2 separate regions of the Homo sapiens genome follow, and region 2 is linked to region 1. Evidence: read pairs that join two places in POLR2A ChIA-PET (ENCODE). Cell type or tissue: HepG2. All regions are shown on one strand. Links, peaks and the distances in the headings refer to the core of each region. The heading gives the core; the rest is flanking DNA. Region 1 has its middle 6.7 kb from the start of DACT2. Region 2 holds the start of LOC101929420 (a long non-coding RNA gene).

Region 1 (5,381 bases), core at 60-5,059:
CTATATTACATAAAATTTAGAATCAGCAAGGAAATAAATACCAGAAGTCTACTGTATTTTGATAAGACTCCATTGACTCTGTAGTCCATCCGGGGAGAAATTACATCTTTACAATCTTGAACATTCTATTACTAATCCACAGACAAGGAATACCCCTTTATTTATAAAAGTTTTCTTCTTTTTCTTAATACTTTTAGGTTCAGGATACATAGGCAGATTTGTTGTATAGGTGAATTGCATGCCACAGGGATTTGGCATACAGATTATTTTGTCACCCGGGTAATAAGCATAGCACTGGATATATAGTTTTTCCTTCCTCACCCTTCTCCCACCCTCTACTCTCAAATCGGCCTTGGGGCCTGTTGTCTTCTTTATGTGCGCGTGTATCTGATGTTTAGCTCTCACTTGTAAGTGAGAACATGTGGTATTTGGTTTTCTGTTCCTGTATGAGTTCACTTAGGATAATGGCCTCCAGCTCTGTCCATGTTGCTGCAAAGGACATGATCTAGTTCTTTTTTATGTCTGCGTAGTGTTTCATGGTATGTATGTACATAGACGTTTCTTTTAATATCTCTAATTATTATTTTATAATTTTCTGTATAGAAAGATGTGGCAGTCTTGTAGAACTCTCATTAGATTTGTCCCTACTTTCTTCTCCTTCTCCTTCTCCTTCTTCTTCTTTTCTGATGCTATTGTTACCAGAAAAGCAGTCTTGATTCAGACCCCAAGAGAGAGTTCTTGGATCCCATGCAGGAAGGAATTCAAGGTGAGTGGCAGAGTGCAGTGAAAGAAGCAAGTTTCTTAGATACTACTCCATTGCAGAGTTTGAGTTTGATGTCCTCATACAGCAAGTGGAGGAATTCACCTCTTCATTTTAAGTTTTTCTGATATAGGGTCTTGCTATGTAAAGTCTATGCTAAGCTGTGACTATATGTGGGTGGGCTGACAGCAGGACAGAATTATTCTGTTGATTTAAAGAAAACTATTCTTGACATTTCAGTATGTAAGTACGTCGGAGCATTACTATAATTATCTTGAAGGCATATGTTGTTACAGGTATTGGGACACCTGGACTTTCTGTTGTGGTAGGAGTTTGTCTTGCAGGCATGACCGAGCTGTTTCCTTAGCTGTAAACATCTTAGGACCGTGAGGCAGGATGGCAGTTGGTTTTAAAATGGCGTTACACTGGCTCTCCTGGGCTCCTGATTCCCTAATGCTATTGCCAGTTACCTTTTAAAAATTCATTTTATTTTGGTTGATGATAGATAAAAATACCAACAAAGAATCTAACAACTTTGCTAAACTCATTTTTTCATTTGAATCATTTATCTAGAGATTCTTTGGGATTTTTTTCCATATACATTCATATCATCTGAGATTAATGGCAGTTTTATGTCTTTATTTCTGACCCTTAAATCTTTTATTCATTTTTCTTGCTTTATTTTAGTGGCTAGCGCCCCAAAGAGAATGTTGAATGGTGATGCTATCATGCTTCCTTTTCCATGTGTCACTTTCAAGGACAGTGGGAAGCTTTTCAATATTTCATCACTGAGACGATGGTGTGTGTGCTTTGAAGATGCCCTTTATGAGATTAATAAAATAATCATCTGTTCCTAGAATGATGTTGAATTTTATCAAAGGTATTTTCTAAGATATTGAGGGAATTAAAATATTTTTCTCCTTTTTTCCCTATTTATTTCATAAATTATGCTGATTGATTTGCAAATATAAAGCCAACCCTGCATTTCTGGAATAAATCAACCTGGTTATGACATATTGTCCCACTTATATATTGCTAGATTTAGTTGGGTAGTATTTGGTTTTAAAGTTTTGCATCTATATTCCCAAGGAGATTAGCTCATAATTCTCCTTTCTTGTCTTTTTCAAGTTTTCGGAATCAATAGTATGCTGACCTCATAGAGTGAAAGCATTCCCTCTTTTGATAGTCTATGCGAAGATGTGTGTAAGCCCCATGCCGTTTTATTCTTAAATATTTGGCAGAATTTGTTAATGAAGCCATCTCTACCTGGGATTTTTGTGTGTGAAAATTTTAATTTTGAATACAAGCTTTTAAATAGTTGTTTGATTATTCAGACTTTTTATTTTTTCATGTCAGTTTGTTGCAGATGTATTATTCCATAGGGTTTTCTTCCTTTTGTCCATGTTTTCAAGTGTGCTGGCGTCATGACCTGAGCTAGTATCTTCAGATGTCTTGTAATCTGCCGTGATACCTCCTCACATTTTTTCTATCATTGGTTATTTGTGCTCTCTCTACATTTTGGCAACGGTTTCACAGTTTTATCAGTTTCTCAGAGAAAGAGCTATTGGCTTTGGTGGTCCTCTCTGTTGGTGTCTGCTTTCTAACTCATCCACGCGTGCTGTTTTCCTTCTCAACTTCCTTCTGCCTATTTTCTGTGGGCGTGCTTCACTGGATTATTTCCTCTAATGTCTTAAAATGAGTTTTTGGCTTGCTGGCTTCTCTCTCCCTTATCGGCATAGCTCAGCCCTCATTGGTGGTCGTCAGGAGCTTGTTACTGGGTAAATATTGGGTCCTCTGTATCTTAGATTGTGTCATAGCATTGACTTGGAGGAGAACCGTGGGACCACTGCCTGCATGAACTGTGTCTCCTTCAGAGCTGTCTGGGGTAAAGGATGTAACTAGCTCTGTTAGCGTAGCCTCCAGAGGAAAGGCACTGATGCAATCTCAGTTTGAGTCCTAGAATGTGAGCTTGGTCAGGAATTCCAGTGATTGCATAGTCCTTTGTTCTGCCGTTGTCCCCTGTTCAGAAGGTCACAGGCAAAAAAACAGGTCTGGAAAAGTTAGACTTGGTTTATTTGTCTCAATCGTACTCTCCCCTTTTGTCATATAAATTTATGTTGATTGTAGGATGTGCTGGATTTTTTGCACTCTCTCTCCTTTTCTCTCTCTCTCTCACACACACAAGATGACATGCACTATCACAGGTGCCTCTGAGAAAGAGTTTGGGCTCAGGGAACATTTTTGAGGCCTCCACAAGGAGGACTAAGGGTCTTCACACTGATTTGTAGGAAGGTCCCACCTCACTTCCAGATTGTGGCAATTTTACAATTTTACCAGCTTTCCGACTCCTTCACCCCACCTCCTGTTTCACTGGTCCTACCATTTACTTACCATAAACTTGGAATCTTTGCCCATTTTATCAGAGCTTTGTTTTTCTCTCCCTACAACGATAAAGAATCCCTCTTGGTGAAGGGAGGTCGGATTTTTCCTCTTCACGACTTCAACTGATTGGATGAGGGCCTCCCACATCAGGGAGGACAATTTGCTTTACTCAGAGTCCACCGATGTAAATGTTAATCTTATCTGAAAACGCCCTCACAGAAACATCCGGAATAACATTGGACCAAATGCCTGTGGCTCAGCAGGCATTAGGTTGACACATAAAATTAATCATCACACTCAGCATTTGGTAAACTTCAACATGAAAGGAGCTTTGTTCTTTGACTCTAGAAAAATTCTTCTCTATTTCTTTGATAATTTCTCCTTTTTATTTATCTCTTCTGTCTCCTTATTGCAACATTTTAATTCTCGTTTGGACTTCCATGATTAAGCCTTTCTGATTTTATTTTTTCTGTCATATTTCCTATCTTACTTTTTGTTTTTGAATATTTTGTTCAATTTTGGCTTCCAGCACTTCTATTATTTTATTGATCATATTTTTAATTTTTAATAGGTCTTTGTTAGCCTCTGGGTCACGTTCATATTTTACAATTTTTTATTTTCTGGATGCAATCGCTTCTTGAATCTCTCTCTGAATACTAATTTTGTTTGTATTTTCTAAATTACCCATGTTGTGTGATGTCTGCTTTTCTGTTTCTCTACCTTTGACTTTCTTTTCAAGGCTCACATAGTTAGGCGTGCGTCTCCTTCTCATGTCCCTCTTAAACTCCACAGAGGTGACAGCAAGTCCAGCTCTGAGGGACAGGCCTTCTCCCCTCCTTTTCTTTGATCATCATCAGAGGTTCCTAAAGTACACAATTTAGTCAATTACTACGTATCGCATAACCGTTACAGTTATAATTTGGAATACTACATAGCAATGAAGAAAATGTTTATAAGATGCCAAGTGCCAGGAAGAAGAAACCGCATGTAAAATTGTAACTACATTATGACTATAAGTACATGTAAAGCGTGCATGCCTGTCAGCAGGGTCCATTTAGAGGCATAAGAGAATTGAAACATTTTTTTTTGTAAGTTTACTGTGGCTGTGGGTCACTTTCTCTATTGAGTTAAGTTACTTTCTTGTTGATCAATTTACTTGTGCAGTAAGCCAACATTAATACACACACGATTTATCAAATTAGAAAACTTCCTTCTCCCCAATCAGATTGGCAGAGATCAAAAAGAATAACCATAATAATAACACTCATTGCTAGGGAGGAAATGTACCCTCTTGCAACAGACTGCTAGTGGGACTGCAAATCAGGAGAAAATTCCTAGAGGGCAATTCCGCAGAACGGTCAAAAGCCTTAAAATGAACATGCTCCATGATTCACTTCTAGCAATGTATTCTAAAGAACCAATCAGCGGAACATTCTAAGATGACTCTATAAGGCTGCTTATTTGAACACTCTTTATAACTGCAAAATTTGGAAGCAATCTATGTAAGTACTTGGTTGAATAAATCATGATATATATGTAGAATAAATGAGATTATTAAAACTGGTGCTCCAGAGAGTGATTTTTGGTCTTTAACCACTGTTTATAAGGATACAACGTCATTAAATAAATAAATAAATAAACATTACTGTTGGTTAAATATTAGCCATTAAACACCTGATATGTTTAGGCTTTGTGGCCCCACCCAAACCTCATCTTGACTTGTAATCCCCAGGTGTTGGTGGGAGGTGATTGGATCATGGGGTTTCCCCCATGCTGTTTTCATGATAGTGAGTGGGTTCTCACAAGAGCTGATGGTTTTATAAGTGGCTGGAAGTTCCTTCATTAACTCTTCTCTCCCCTGCCACCTTGTGAAGAAAGGGCTGCTTCCCCTTCCATCATGATCGTAAGTTTCCTGAGGCCTCCCCAGCCATGTGGAACTGTGAGTCAATTAAATCTCTTTTGTTTATAAATTACCCAGTCTTGGGTAGTATCTTTATAGCAGTGTAAAAACAGACTAATACCACATCAATAGCAAACTTCTTGAAAATACCGAGCTCCAACTAAGCAGTGTGCTATGGACTGGAATCGTCCAATGACCTCTCAGCCCTGGGTCACCAGGAGCCCTTGTTCTGCCTGCTCCACTGCAGGGATCCCCAACAGGCCCTCCTGCTCCTGTGCTTTCCCCAACATGGCCTGTTTTGAACACAACAGTGGGTGTCAGACCTTGTCACTTCTCTGC
Region 2 (5,381 bases), core at 260-5,259, 81 kb before region 1:
TGTCATTGCTTGGCTTCTGCCAAGGAGACCCTGTGTGGAACTCCAGTGTATACACATGTTAAAAAGGGGCAGTTCTGCAGGAAGCCTGGCTCTCCCCCAACAGCCATGGCCACTTGTTCCCAAGGTAACTTCCTGAGGAGTATGTGAGGTTTTGTGGAAGACAAAAACCAAACACAAATCCACCACATACATGTGGGGTTACAGCATCGATACATCAGTTCTCAGGCCAGCTTTCCATTCCTCGGATTCCATGTTTCTTCAACAAGCAGGTCCCAAACATGTTCTGCTGAAGAACCGTGGCCTTTGGGTGATATTCCACAGAGCCTGCTCAAAAACAGGGCCAGGGCTAAGTTCACTTCCTTGGGCTCTGGAGTCAGCATTCTAATTGTGGAGTCAGCATTCTAATTATTCTAATTATGGTGAGACCTTCCTCTTCTCTCAGGCCTTCGCCCTTCACCCACCAAGCCCTCGTCGTTCCTCTTCAACCCCAGCATCCCCCTGGGTTCCTGTGCAGGCCTCGGCTTCCAGGAACCCTGCCTTGGAGTGTGTGTGTGGCTCTGTGACCGGCAAGCAGGAGGCCACGGCTGTCCCACCCTCAGGGCTCTCACATGGTGAGTGGCTTGGAGGACACCCTCCATGTGGAGCTCAGGGCCACCACCCCGACAAGGCCTGCAAGCGTGGGCTTGTGCCTATCACTCATGCCTTCCCAGCTACCTCGGCCCAGTGAGAGTTGAGCACTGCGCTGAGCGCTCACAGCTGGGTCCCAGGATCCAGCTCCGTGAGGCTGCCCAACGCAGAGCAGAGGGCAGAGGCAGCCTGGGTGGCCCAGCCACTGCCCCAACCTGAGGTCTCCCAGCAGCACCAGGTCTGGAAAATGCGAATCCCAAGAAACATAAAAGAAACCCTGAGGATCACAAAGAAAGCTGCGCTCTTGAGAAACAAATACATAAACAAAAATAAAAAGGAGAAGAGAAGCAAGTTCGGCTTAGGTAAGGAGACGAAAGAAAAAATCTTTTATTTATGATCAAACATGCAGACTCCTCTGAGAATGTGCAACACAGGCACCTTTTTCCCCTTTGCCTGCGTGTGCAGCAGTTCTCATCAAGAAACAATTCTCTCTCTCTCCCTCTCTCTGCCCAGCCTTCCTCTCCATCCTCTCTCTCTCCCTCTCTCTGCCCAGCCTTCCTCTCCTTCCTCTCTCTCTCCCTCTCTCTGCCCAGCCTTCCTCTCCTTCCTCTCTCTCTCTCTCTGCCCAGCCTTCCTCTCCATCCTCTCTCTGTCCCTCTCTCTGCCTAGCCTTCCTCTCCATCCCAACAAGAAACAGTGCATAGCAGCAAACAATGGCACTAAGGAAAGAAATCAAACTCTTTAAAGATTCCACAAAATACTCACTCTGTCCCCCACCCCACCTCCTATACCAGTTTTGCTGTGAATAATTAATGCTTTGGGTAGATTTTTAATCTTCTGAATCTGAGCCCTTGACCTGAGCCTTTGGAAATGAAGATGAACATGTAACCACTGTCATGGAGAGGGCCCCTTTTCTGTAGCTGAAGGTGAGGTTCCTGGAAGCACAGGGCCCTTGTTTCACCCTCAGTGGGAAGGGGGCTTCCTGGAAGCACAGGGCCCTTATTGTTTCACCCTCAGTGGGAAGGGGCATTCCTGGAAGCACAAGGCCCTTGTTTCACCCTCAGTGGGAAGAGGGATTCCTGGAAGCACAAGGCCCTCGTTTCACCCTCAGTGGGAAGGGGCATTCCTGGAAGCACGAGGCCCTCGTTTAACTCTCAGTGGGAAGAGGGATTCCTGGAAGCACGAGGCCCTCTTTTCACCTTCAGTGGGAAGGGGGATTCCTGGAAGCACAAGGCTCTCGTGGGGAAGGGGGGGGCACCTGCTGCACCATCGGAGGTTTTCTTTTTCATTCTCACTCATATGAACACAACACAGGCACCTTTTCAGTGTTTGTAAACTACCCTTTCTATTCCGACCATACATGTGAACACTTCCATTACTGGGATGGTCCAGTCTATTCCAAACATACATGTGAACGCTTCCATTACTGGGATGGCCTGTCTATTCCAACCATACGTGCGAATGCTTCCATTACTGGGATGGTCCCATCTATTCCGAACGTACATGCAAACGCTTCCATTACTGGGATGGCCTGTCTATTCCAACCATACGTGCAAACGCTTCCATTACTGGGATGGTCCTGTCTCAGCTGAGCTTCACTTTGGGCAAAAGCTGACATTTCCTGGCTTTGTAAGATGGTGAGAAAGACTTAGTTAATCCCAGGGTTGGATGAATTTATGAAAAAAGAAGTGAGTGGGGGTGGTCTTAATAGATTCTACAACTTTCTGCACAGTGAGACAGATTTGCCTATTATTTTTCTGATTTTGAAGAAAAGATTAGTTCTTAAATGAAGAGGTGGTATTTTTTATAATGAAGAGGTTGAGATGCTACAGCTTTATACACACACCCCTCCCCCGGCAAGTCAGTACAAATGCTTTACCCCTTCAACATAAACTCCATTTTCCCGCGTAGCTCTGCGCAGATTCTCGAGGAGACTGCTTCCGGCTCAGGGACGCCAAGTGCAGCAGCCGACGCTGCAGAGGCTCTCGCGGACAGGGCCAGGGGTGCCCGCCCCATCAGGACAGCACCTGAGTTATGGATGACGATCCCCTCCATATAGAAACCAGGCAGTGCCAATATTTCGTGGTTCCTCAATTATCTACCCCCTCCCCTCTGGGCCATCCCCAAAAGCGGGCAGATCCAATCATGCAGCCCCATCCCCACTCTTGCCACTGTACCACTGCTCACTGTCTAAGGCCCCTTAGCGTGGACCCAGTTCACAATTTCACAGATGAGCTTTGGCCTTAGTACACAGGATGCTCTCCACAGGCCTGGCTGTGTGTGCTGTTACTGAAATGGAAATAACAGCTTACGGACTGAAGTTGGTTTACACTACTTGAAAAATTCAGTCAAGCTTGGAAACAAAACCTTGTCTGTTAACATGTACACACCAAGTTCAAACAATACTGGCTCCAGTGCTGAGTAAACTCAGAGCCCTTCAAAGCTGCAAGGCTTTCCGCAAAAGTACATGGCTCAGAAAAAAAGAAACCCTGAATCCAATTCACACAAAAATGCGAAAGCCCCGGGGCAGCCGGCTGTCAGACTAACCTGCACCCGAAATTTCTGGATAGAGTAGATGTCTTTGGGATGTTCTAACCTGCACCCAAAATTTCTGGATAGAGCAGCCTTCTTCGGGATGTTCTAATCTGCACCCGAAATTTCTGGATAGAGCAGCCTTCTTCGGGATGTTCTAATCTGCACCCGAAATTTCTGGATAGAGCAGCCTTCTTCGGGATGTTCTAATCTGCACCCGAAATTCCTGGATAGAGCAGCCTTCTTCGGGATGTTCTAATCTGCACCCGAAATTTCTGGATAGAGCAGCCTTCTTCGGGATGTTCTAATCTGCACCCGAAATTTCTGGATAGAGCAGCCTTCTTCGGGATGTTCTAATCTGCACCCGAAATTTCTGGATAGAGCAGCCTTCTTCGGGATGTTCTAATCTGCACCCGAAATTTCTGGATAGAGCAGCCTTCTTCGGGATGTTCTAATCTGCACCCGAAATTTCTGGATAGAGCAGCCTTCTTCGGGATGTTCTAATCTGCACCCGAAATTTCTGGATAGAGCAGCCTTCTTCGGGATGTTCTAATCTGCACCCGAAATTTCTGGATAGAGCAGCCTTCTTCGGGATGTTCTAATCTGCACCCGAAATTTCTGGATAGAGCAGCCTTCTTCGGGATGTTCAAAGCAACTTTCAGGAATTTTCAATCATCAGAAGCAACCCCCAAAGTGGCCATTATCGAATGATTTTAAAAAGATACACAGTTGGGAGTGAACTGAATATTTATTACTCCTTTCATGAACTGAATCTAATCTGCTACAAACCATTCTTCTATTTAAAGCATACTGTATATTTGAGAGGTAGGAAAAACAGTTTATCAAAGATGTAATCCAATATTCACTTACGCAGCTGAATACAACTTGTAGCCTTGAATGACCACTGAGTGATTTTCCTACAACCAACGCAGTGTAGGAGGGTTGGGGCAAGAAGGTGGATTTCTTTTGAATCTGAGAAGCTGTGTGGATTGAGGGCATCACACCTCAGCTCTCAGATGCCCAGAATCACAGGAACACACCATCTGATTCCTCCTTATTCGTGTGGCAGCTACGACAGCTTCAGATGTGCACAGCACAAGCACCGCCCCTAACATTTCCACTGTTATCTGTAAACCATAAAAGCAGAAATGCAACCTGCACATCATGGGCTTACACTCCCAGGCTCCCCAAGCCTGCATCTCAAATACAGCCTCGAATCCAACTTTCAGCCAGAAACATGGAGGTGGAGGAGGGTGAGCCCCATTTCATAGAGGAGAAAATGTAGGCTCAAAGGGTGACACAGAACTGAATCCACTGCTGGATGTCTCCAAAGTCTGTGTTAATTTTTAATAGACCATGTTGCTTCCCAATTAAATCAGAATTACTTCTAGGGAGTTGGTAATTCTCATGTCTGAGCATCAGAGTTGTTCATGTTGCATTGTTACAGTGACACACCTAGGAGATGCACAGGGAAAGCAGTGCATACACATTGGGTGTGTGTAAATTTGTACTCCACTCTATCTGCAAAAAAGGCTCCTGTAAAATATGCACACAATTGTATCCTGAGCCCTGGGCAGTGTGTGAGGTGTAATTGATGCTGTAAAATATTTTTGATAAGGTATTCAGAGTAAGACATTCCATACAGAAAGTCCTGTTACTTTATATTAAGATTCTATAATTCACGGACTGGAGAGATGTTGCTTAAGAGCTGAACATTCTATGGAATTTAAGAGTCTTTGGGAAAGTTATTAATTTGTGAAATGCAGTGCTGTTCTGAAAAGCACAGCTCCAGTTATATACACCAAATTGTGCCTATTCGCTATTTTTTCACTGATGAATGAGGTGAGAATGATCGAAACAAGAATAACTTATTAGAGTTGTCGCTATTACAACTTAGTTTTGAAGTAAAGTGCTGATGCTAGAAAACCTGAGCTCTGTTTCTCACCCATCGCTGGCTCATAAAGACTATCTTAGTGTTATTTGCTCAATGGGGGATTTCCTGCACTGTTTACATAACACTGCGCTTTTATGACGAGCTCTGTAATTATTTTTAGCCACCTTAATGGCTCTCAGAGGAGAGCAAAATCCTGGTGTTCATGGGACAGATGGAGGGTGAGCGCCAGGGAGGTCAGCGGCTCTCGCGCTGCCATTTCTCTGCAAGCTCAGGAAATTAGTTCCAGGGCTGGACTGCATCCAGGGATCGACATCAGCTCTCTGGGCAC

What was found. Peaks named below come from ENCODE experiments on the same cell type or tissue, not always from the same donor. Only the 100,000 strongest peaks of a DNase experiment are listed, where the experiment ranks them.
Region 2: POLR2A ChIA-PET joins it to region 1 with 5 read pairs; 2 of 35 experiments call an interaction of 5 or more read pairs at or near these places.

The regions. Positions count from the first base shown.
Region 1 is chr6:168,323,782-168,329,162 of GRCh38, forward strand. No RefSeq gene overlaps it. Among named protein-coding and RNA genes, the nearest start is that of DACT2, 6.7 kb to the left of the region's middle. In HepG2, for the core only: no CTCF peak of the experiment used is centred there; DNase peaks (open chromatin) are centred at 2,730 and 3,340; H3K4me3 peaks cover 329 bases.
Region 2 is chr6:168,242,465-168,247,845 of GRCh38, forward strand. LOC101929420 (a long non-coding RNA gene) reads left to right here and starts at 474. Exons shown (of 5, transcript NR_110870.1): 1 at 474-611. In HepG2, for the core only: no CTCF peak of the experiment used is centred there; a DNase peak (open chromatin) is centred at 3,037.